Regions from separate parts of the Homo sapiens genome. Here region 2 is linked to region 1. Evidence: chromatin loops called from intact Hi-C (ENCODE). Cell type or tissue: endothelial cell of umbilical vein. All regions are shown on one strand. Region 1 overlaps STIM1 (stromal interaction molecule 1). Region 2 overlaps STIM1 (stromal interaction molecule 1).

What was found. Peaks named below come from ENCODE experiments on the same cell type or tissue, not always from the same donor. Only the 100,000 strongest peaks of a DNase experiment are listed, where the experiment ranks them.
Region 2: a loop joins it to region 1, with 2.0 times the contacts of the local background. A loop is called at or near these places in 4 of 110 quality-filtered maps.

Annotation. Positions count from the first base shown.
Region 1 is chr11:3,945,185-3,950,184 of GRCh38, reverse strand. The region is part of intron 1 of STIM1 (stromal interaction molecule 1); the gene reads right to left. Among named protein-coding and RNA genes, the nearest start is that of PPIAP40, 54 kb to the right of the region's middle. In endothelial cell of umbilical vein, no CTCF peak of the experiment used is centred here; a DNase peak (open chromatin) is centred at 2,954.
Region 2 is chr11:4,023,696-4,028,695 of GRCh38, reverse strand. It overlaps STIM1 (stromal interaction molecule 1), which reads right to left. Exons shown (of 13, transcript NM_001382567.1): 3 at 4,709-4,823. Among named protein-coding and RNA genes, the nearest start is that of RRM1, 69 kb to the left of the region's middle. In endothelial cell of umbilical vein, no CTCF peak of the experiment used is centred here; a DNase peak (open chromatin) is centred at 2,885; H3K27ac peaks cover 2,174 bases.

The sequences.
Region 1 (5,000 bases):
TCCAGCCTGGGCAACAGAGCAAGACTCTGTCTCAAAAAAAAAAAAAAAAATGAATGACCTATTGATACACACAACTTGGATGAGTTTCCAAGGAACTGAACTGAGAAAAGAAAAAAAAGAAAGAAGCCAATTCCAAAAGGTTATATACTCTGTGATTCCATTTATGTAACATTTTTGAAAGGATAAAATTCTAGAAATGGAAGGCAGAGAGAGATTAGGAATGAGGAATGGGGTTGAAAGGAGACGGGAGTGGTTATAAAAGAATAGGAAGGATCTTTGTGGTGTTGGAATAGAACTTTATACACATAGATGAGTACAAGTAAAACTGGGAAATCTGAACAAGATTGGTGGATTTTATCAATGTCAATGTCAATATCCTGGCCATGATATACTACAGCTTGTCCAAAATGTTACCATGGAGGAAACTGCAAAGTTTTCCAGTGATCTCTCCATATTATTTCTTAGGACTCCATGTAAATCTATAATCATCTCAATAAAAATTTTAATTTAAAAAATCCTTCACAGGGTTCCCAAACTCCCTTAACAGTGATGCCTAACTTTTTTCAGTGAGGAATTCCAAAGAGCTCCATGTAATGATAGGTGTGCTTTTACTAACCACTGGTTGAAAAATGACTGAGGAAATAATATGGATTCATGAGACACCCCTCAAGGACCCCTTTCAGGGATTCAAATCCCCAAGACTGGGAATACTTGGCCTTTGCAATGAATATAATTTAGAAAAGCATGCAAGACTTTTTCAAGAGGCTGTCTCTATAGCATTTTCTAGCCTTATCTCCTGCCACTCACCAGCTCACATATACCCTACACTCCCACCATACTAAATTACTTTCAGTTCCATAAATATGCAAGGCTCACTTTGTGGCTTTGTACATGATGTTCCCTCTGCCCGCAATATCCTTGCCCCATTCTGCACCTGACTAATTCATACTCAGGTTTCAAGATTCTACTCAGGCTTTTTCTAATTTCTCTAGGAGCCTTCTCTATACTGACCCCCGGGGTTTGATTAGGAGTCCCTCTTCTGTGCTCTTATAGTCCCTGTGCTTCTCTGTATCACAATTTGGACCAATTACTTAAATTCTCTATGCCTACATTTCTATCTGTAAAATAAGGAGAAAACAGTATCCACCTCATAGGGTTGTGAGAATTAAATGAGTTAATACATATAAAGTACTTCAAATAGAGCATGGCACATAGTAAGTGTTCAATTATTACCATGTTATTTTTGTTGTAATTGTCTAACTAGTACACTGAAATATCTAAGCAGAAATTGGTATTTGCATTCGTGTCTAGCCTGGCATATAGTAGATGCTTGGTAAATATTTGAGAAGAGAATTAAGGGATCTAAGGTTGGGGCAGGAAGGTACAATCTAAATTAATGGTAGAACTGGAGATTTAGAGGATTGGGAATAACTGCTAAGAGCAGGAGGTGAGTACAGGTTGGAACTAGGAATAAGATAGACGTATTTAGAAGATAAGTGTAAAAAGAACCAGACTATTATAGATTGAGAACTTGGAATGAATAAGCACAACTGACACCTGCTTATACATGTCTTCTAAACTGGCTCACGTAGGGCTCCTTTGATTTGTCATCATAATTTGTTATTGTAGAGCTAGAAAAGTTGTCTAACCTTTTGGAGGCACTATTTTTTCATCTGTAAAATACGGCATAATAATGTATTTTTCTAAATAAGTAAGATTATGCAAGCAAACTACATAGCCTACAGATTCAAGTAAAACTAGCTTGTTCTTAATAAATATTAGGTTCTCCTCATCCCTTAATTTTTTTCTCTTATATATTAAAAAAAGAAAAGATAAGCCCCTTGGATAATAACCACCTAGAAGAAGAGAAAGGGAGATATATGGGAAACTGACCTATACAAAACAAAGCACCAGAGCTTGAGAAAGGGTAGATAGGTACCTAGAATTATTCTCTCTCTAGCTTTTCATGTCTAATACTTTCTGAACCTTCAAGGCCCAGGGAAGGCCCTGGGATGCCTTCTTTAACTACTCCGCGCCCTATAAGTCTCCCATTTTGAGGTCAGAGTATTGAGCCTACACTGGCCAACGGACCACCTCATAAGAGCTCTTCTAAACCTAACTGTATTCTGTTCTCATGTGGCCTGTTAGCTCCTCTAGAATGGAACTTGAGTGTCTTTTTGCTTTCTCCACAAGAACAGAATTAAGAATACTGTTAACTGTCTAAGGGAGAAAGGGAGGATGAACATGTCAGGAACTATGTTGATCACTTCTACATACGTTGTCTCTTTGAAACTTTGTAAAGTCAGTACTTTTATTATCCTCAATAAAAAATGAGAAAACTGAAGCCCAGATACAATAAGTGACTTCCCCAAGGTCACATATATGGTGAAAGTAGGTCTGGAAGTAGGATACAGTCTGTCTCCAGAGCCTTGATAAGAATAAATGCATACAGGTGCCTACCTGGTTACCAACCACACAGCTGATTTACTGGGCAATTCGGTGACACCAGCTTCTCACCTCAACTCCTCTCTGCTGCCAACTGAGCCTGGGAGAGCTGTTTGGCTTCCTTTCTTCCTCTTATTTTGTCCAATATAGGAAATGCAAAGGTAGCCTGCTGTGTCTCTTGTAGGATGGAGTATGTGGAAAAAACAGGTGAAACAGAGGGCCCCCGTCAGCAGTAATAAACAAGAGACATATATTCAACATCAGAGCCAGAAAGCCTCCCTCGTTAAAACTTTCTGGCTCCAGAGAGGAGGAAATTGAACCCTGAGAAGGGAGGTCACTTCCATAAGGTCATACAGCTGAGCAGAGACTGAAACTCTGTCTTCTGACACTCAAATTGGTGCTCACTTTGGTCTACCCTGTACCAGGCTATGAAGAGAAAACTACAATATGACCTGTCAGGCCTGTCACTAAGTGCAAAACCCAAAAGCTGTAAACACAGGAAATGGGCTGGGATGAGGTTCAGAGGAGCAGCAACATTTGCCAAGTTAGAAGTGTTCAAGGGTTTCCTGTCCACAGCTGTTAACTGTCACAGAAATGTTCCAGAAAGTAATACAAGGCAGAAAGAAAAAAAAAAAAAAACACTAAGAATGAGGAGAAAATATTCAGGTTTATATATGCCTTTGTAAATTATTCAAGCCAACATACTTAGTTTTACAGATGAGGAAACTAAGACCCCCCCAAAAGAGAAGTGATTTGTCCAAACTCAAATACAGAACTTAAGGACTCTTACAAAGCACTGAGTTGGTTCAAATCATTCATTTTAATGATGACAGCCTGAGACACAGAGAGGGAAAGGGCTATGCCCAATGTCACACAGTCACACAGTGGCAGAGCCAGCACTGGAACTCAAGGCTTCTAACCTCATGGGCCACTGTGCTTCCCAACTGGTTAGAGTGAGCCAAATAAAGTTATTTACCTGGAGCGATGTGGGTAGTGTTTTGGCCCTGGAAAAAGTATAGCAGGTCAGGAAACATAATATAAGCAGGATATGGTAATGGCTAACAATGACAGAACCAAACAGGGCCAGCCTAAAGGAGCCAAAATTAAAATGCTTCTGATTGCTTAAGACACTTGGAAAACTAAGAGGCAGAAAAATATTCTGGTTATTTTTAGGAACCTAGAATCCAACGAAGAACAAGCAGGGCAGGCAGATAGAAAAGGCCAGAAATGCTAAGAATAATCTCAAAGTATGCTACTTTCTTTGTCCTAGGCCAAATATCCAGAAAACATCACCTCAGAAGCATCTCTGGGTTTAGCTCACTATAGGGGTACTATAGGAACCAGCAGATTCTTGGGTTCCACATGCACACAGCCAACAGGTATGGAGACGAATGACATTTACACACTTCCTGGCATTTCATATTAATTTAATTCTCACATCAGGCCTACAGGACAAATATTTTGATTCCCATTTAACAGATATGAAAACTGGGGTGTAGAGAGGGCAAGTCTCTTGCTCATGATCATAAAATTAGTATTGTATAAGGAAAATTCAGCATTCAAATGTATACTATTATTCAAGAAATTCCTATCCAGCGCCTGCTGTTCCAACCCCATTGATATAGTTGGGATATTCATCCCTACCCAAATTTCATGTTGAATTGTACTCACCTATGCCGGAGGTGGAGCCTGGTGGGAGGTGTGTGGGTCATGGGGGCGGATCCCTCCTGGCTTGATGCTGTCTTCATGATAGTTCTCACAAGATCTGGTTTAGAGTGTATGGCATCTCTCCCCACCCACTCTCTATCTTGCTCTTGCTTTTACCATGTTAAGTGTCTGCTCCATCTTTGCCTTTCACCATGACTGTAAGCTTTCTGAGGCTTCCCTAGAAGCTAAGCAGTTGCCAGCACCATGCTTCCTGTAAAGCCTGCAGAACTGTGAGCCAATTAAACCTCTTTTCTTTATAAATTACCCAGCCTCAGGTATTTCTTTATAACAATGCAAGAATGGCTAATACACCTGTGCTAAGAACTATAGATATAATAATAAAATAGACATGGTCCCTGGCCTAACAGAGTTTCAATCAGGGAAGAAGTTAAGCAATAATGATTATTATAATAATACACAACATTATTTTTTTTGAGACAGAGTCTTACTGTGTCGCCCAGGCTGGAGTGCAGTGGTGCAATCTCGGCTCACTGCAACCTCCGCCTCCCGGGTTCAAGTGATTCTCCTACCTCAGCCTCCCGAGTAGCTGGAATTACAGGTGTGCACCACCATGTCCAGCTAATTTTCTTTTCTTTTTTTTTTTATTTTTTTATTTTTAGTAAAGATTGTGTTTCACCATGTTGGCCAGGCTGATCTCAAACTCTTGACCGCAGGTGATCCACCCGCCTCAGCCTCCCAAAGTGCTGGGATTACAGGCGTGAGCCACCATGCCCAGCCTACACAACATTTTTGAATGCTTACCATATGCCAGGCACTAGTCTCCACTCTCCATATATACTGCCTTATTTAAATTCTCACAATAACTGCCAGTGAGGCAGTTGCCATTA
Region 2 (5,000 bases), 79 kb before region 1:
GCTCACGCCTGTAATCCTAGAACTTTGGAAGGCCGAGGCAGGCGGATCACCTATAGTCAGGAGTTCGAGACCAGCCTGGTCCAACATGGTGAAACCCCGTCTCTACTAAAAATACAAAAATTAGCCGGGCGTGGGGGTTCACGCCTGTAATCCCAGCTACTCGGGAGGCTGACGCAGGAGAATCTCTTGAACTTGGAAGGCAGAGGTTGCAGTGAGCCGAGAACATTCCACTGCACTCCAGCCTGGGCAGCAGAGCAAGACTCCACCTCGAAAAAAAAAAAGAAAAGAAAAAGAAAGAAAAAAAAAGAAATATTCACCAGGCACAGTGGCTCACGCCTGTAATCCCAGCATTTTAGGAGGCTGAGGCGGGTAGATCACTTGAGATCAGGAGTTCAAGACCAGCCTAGCCAACATGGTAAAACCCCATCTCCGTTAAAAATACAAAAATTAGCTGGACGTGATGGTGCACACTTGTAATCCCAGCTACTCGGGAGGCTGAGGCAAAAGAAGCCTTGAATCCAGGAGGCAGAGGCTGCAGTGAGCAAAGATCATGCCACTGAACTCCAGCCTGGGCTACAGAGTGAGACTCTGTCTCAAAAGAAGAAATATACTTTGTTTGGCAGATAGCATCATTTAAAATCTAGTGTCCAGGAAAGGAGAAGAGAAACAGTAACGATGCACTTTGCTTAGAAAAAATGAAAGCCATGGTTAGAGGAGAATTCCCTTAGGTCAGTGCCTCCCATCATTCTTCTCCAAAAATGACACTGTTATTGTTTCCAATGGCTCAAATATGCAAGCAGTAATTCTATTTCTCAAGGATTCTACAAAACTACCCAGCCACCCTTCCTTTAAAGAACTGCCACTCCTCTAACCTCATATGATCCTGTAGGGGCTGGAAATTGCAGCTCTCTCCAAACCCTACACACACACTCCCACCATCAACACCCTATTTAAATCTGTAATCCACACTACGCCAATCTGATTCTTCTCTTGTCATATCTGACTCTTGAGCAAAGACACTTAGAAATAAAAAATGAATAAAGCTGGGTCATATGAAAGTAGCTAATTAGAAAAGGCCAATTCCCCAGGCACGGTGGTTCACACCTATAATCCCAGCACTTTGGGAGGCCGAGGTGGGCAGATAATGAGGTCAAGAGATTGAGACCATCCTGGCCAACCAACACGGTGAAACCCCGTCTCTACTAAAAATACAAAAATTAGCTGGGCGCACTGGCACACACCTGTAGTCCCAGCTACTCGGGAGGCTGAGGCAGGAGAATCGCTTGAACCTGGGAGGCGGAGGTGGCAGTGAGCTGAGATTGCGCCACTGCACTCCAGCCCAGGTGACAGAGTGAGACTCTGTCTCAAAAAAAAGAAAAAAGAAAAAAAAGAAAAGGCGAATCCCCTAGTCTCTGCTGCTGGATTTCCTGGAGTGGCCCTCATTCTTGGTCCTTCTTCAACCCTGCTTTACCAGTTCTTCCATACTTAATTATTCAATGTTGTATAATAAAGAATTTGGCAGATCTTTGTCCTGGGTTACTGGGAGGTACCCACTGAACTTTTGGAATATTCCCAGTGATAGGAATGTCTTTATTATTCCTGGTGGGTCCCTTGGATCACACATGAGTTCAGGCTGATAAGATGACTCAGGATGGGGGGTGGTCACTATAAAAATCAACCACGTGACTAGAACATTGGGGCTCTGAGCCTGGTGATACCAATCCAACCTTTATGGAGAAAAAGGGAGCTGGATATTAAGTTCAATCATGTGCCTAAGAATTCAATCAAACTTGCCTATGTAATGAAACCCTAAGAAAAACACTGAACACCAAAGTTCAGTTGAGTTTCCTGGCTGGCAAACACTCTGATGTGCTGGAAATGGAGATGTGTCCTGATTCCACAAGGAGAGGACACAAAAGTGCCATATTCAGGACCCTCCAATATCTTGCCCTATAAATTTCTTCTTTTGGCTGGTCCTGATTTGTAACTTTTATAATAAAATTGTAATCATAAGTATAGGGCTTTCTTGAATTCTCTGAGTAGTCCTAGTTAATTATCAAACCTGAGAAGGCCATGGTAATGCATGAATTGTAGTCAGCTGGTCAGAAGTGCAGGTGACCTGGGAACAGCTTGAAATTATGGCTGATGTCTGAAGTGAGAGTAATCTTATCGGGGGCTGTGAACTTAACTTGTGAAGTCTGTGCTAACTCTGTATAATCATAATATCTATACTTCATATGGTTTCTGTGAGAAATAAGTTAATATATGTAAAACACTTAGAAACAGTGCCTAGCACATATTAAATACTATATAAATGTTAAAGTAGTTTTTCAGTTTTTGTCGTTGCTGCTGCTGTTTTTATTCCTAAAGCCCAGAGTTGGCTAAGATAGAGATTAGAAAACTTTTCTGCTAAGATCTATATAACACAGAGAAAAGACTGGCTCCCAACATTAGTCAGAAAAATGTTAACAATGCTAATCACACAGATGGTACTGACACTAGCCAGCTAATGTTCTGAACACAAGTGACCACTGCTGACATCTACATCATCTAGCTAAACTCAGAACAGCTAGTTTGAGCCGGTGCCAGAATATTAAATGCTTTTTGTAGCTCTGGAAATCATCACTCCGGAGAGATTAGGGGCCTTTTTCTGAATAATGAAGCAAATTATTGGGAGGAAGAGGACATATAAAAATTCTCACTTTTAGTCTGTCAAATCACCAGGTATAACACACAGTGAGCAAATTCTAATAGGGTACATATATATCATTTCTCAGCTGTGAACTACATCACTGCATTGAAATGCTTTTCTCCACTCATGGTTAATGAGGACTCTCCCCCAAAAAACCTCACTCCATTGTCTTTCATTTTCCTGTAATTTAGAATACACTGGAAGTGTTCCAAATAGTTGCTAAGTCCAAAAATAAAGTCCTTGCCAGAAAACTGCCTGGAGCTGTTTTCTAGCATTATGATTTAGTCCCTCTGTTTCTGCCCTCTCACTTTCCTTTCCTAGATACTTCTATGCGAGCTTTCAGAAAAGGCCAGAATGCTCTCCCTGCCATCTTTAATTCTAAGTTCCTACTTTTGAAACCCACTCTTAAAAACCAGCCACCCTGTCCTCATGTTATTAGAGAAAAATAAGAAAGCCAAAACTAAATGATGCTAATGGAAGATTTTTTCCTGGCACCGCTGGTATAGTTCCAAAGCTCATGTCACTGCTTAATCTTCATCAGTACATAGCCTGAGTTGCTCGAGAGCTATTAAAGAAAAGCCCCCAGAAGGAACTCAGCTTCCAAAGATATCCAGGAAGCTCTCTCCTACAGCTGCCTAATTTTTCTTCTACATTGATAAAACATAGAGTTAACAGGAAGCATCAGCCTGTCCATCCCATAATCAGGATTAGAATCCAGGTCTTCCTGCTTCACATTTAATGCTCCCCATCTACAATATAGATTATCCCTTTCAGATCTCAAATTCTATAAGCCTAAATTAAAATGTAAATAAAAATAGAAACTGCCTCATTCCTACCAAAACTAGTCTTCTCTACCTTAGACTAATGCTTTCAACCAAGAGGGTATTGAAAAGCATTGGCCTACAGCTGAAGTTCTGGCTCTACTAAATGCATGATAATGACAAGTAACTTTATACATCTAGGCCTAAGGTTCCTCAAATAAAAACCAGGGATCCTGATGGTTACTTACATTTAACCCCTGTTACATCAGAACCTGCCCTAAGAGACCCTGGGAAGAGAGATTTCTTCTAGTCTTATTGTTATCTGTGCCCTAGCCACAGATATAAATGGAGAGGAAGCTAAAGCCCTGTTTTCCCCTTCCCTGTCAAGTCTCGCACAATTAGACATGCTCTTTCACTAAGAACTCTGAAGGAAATGCTCCAGAAAAAAAAAATGGTAATCATGGTTTAGCAGTTTTACAGAAATCTGAAGTTTTCATTAAGCTCAACATGGGTCAGTAGAGTGGTATGACTAGTGAGGCACCAGAATCTAATCAGACTGCACTAACAGATGCACAGGATTCAGAAACAAGAAGGTGACAGTCCTGCTCAACTCCGTGATGATAAAATCACACTTGGAGGTCTGCAGCCAACTATAGGATCTAAGAAACACATTAACAAAAGTGCTTATAGGCAGGAAATCAAGACAAGAAGGAGGCTGAGAAAATGTTTTCTTCAAGAAGTAGGGCTACTTAACCTGGAAAAAAGAAGACTCAGGAGCTTTCAACCAAAATGGTATAGAAAAGCTTTCAATCAAGATGGTATAGAAGAGGAGAGAGTCTGTCTGTACCCTCACCCAATCTTTGAATTGTCTAGGACTCAGCAGAGCTGGGACTAAGTGGGAAGCTAGAGAAGAAAGGGGCTGCCTCAAGAGACCAGCAAGCTCCCTATCTCTGGAGATAAAGCAGCAGAACCTGGAAGATTCCTATGCCAGGGTTAGGTGGGTGACGAAAGGGGTAGGAATAGGATAGAATTCAAAAAGTATCCTAATGAAGAAAAACGCCAACTCTGGAGAACCTTCCCCCATGCCCAGCAGAGTGACTATATTCAGTCTTTTTTAGTGACTATATGTAGAATAACTTCAATAATTTGCCCTTTACTAAGCATTTTATATACATGTTCTTCTAAGGCCAAGTTGCTGCTTCTCTCTTCTCTAAACCTTCCCACAACTAGGATTGATGACCAGGCTGCCTATTACCTTCTGATGACTTCCATGCCTTCCACAGGTCCTCCACGCTGATGAGCTTATCCTCACCATGGAAGGTGCTGTGTTTCACTGTTGGGTCATGGTAATTGAGGTCTTCCCTCAGGAACTGCAAGGGAAAAGTACACAAGTCACAAGAGATACCTAGGAGTCAGCCCGTCAAGATCTCCACACAGGTCACCTGCCTCTAGCTAGCCATAACACATTCCATCTACCCAACATACAAGTGTATCACATCACTCATGTATCCTTCCTTATGCACATGTCTTAGTTGCCAACTAAACTA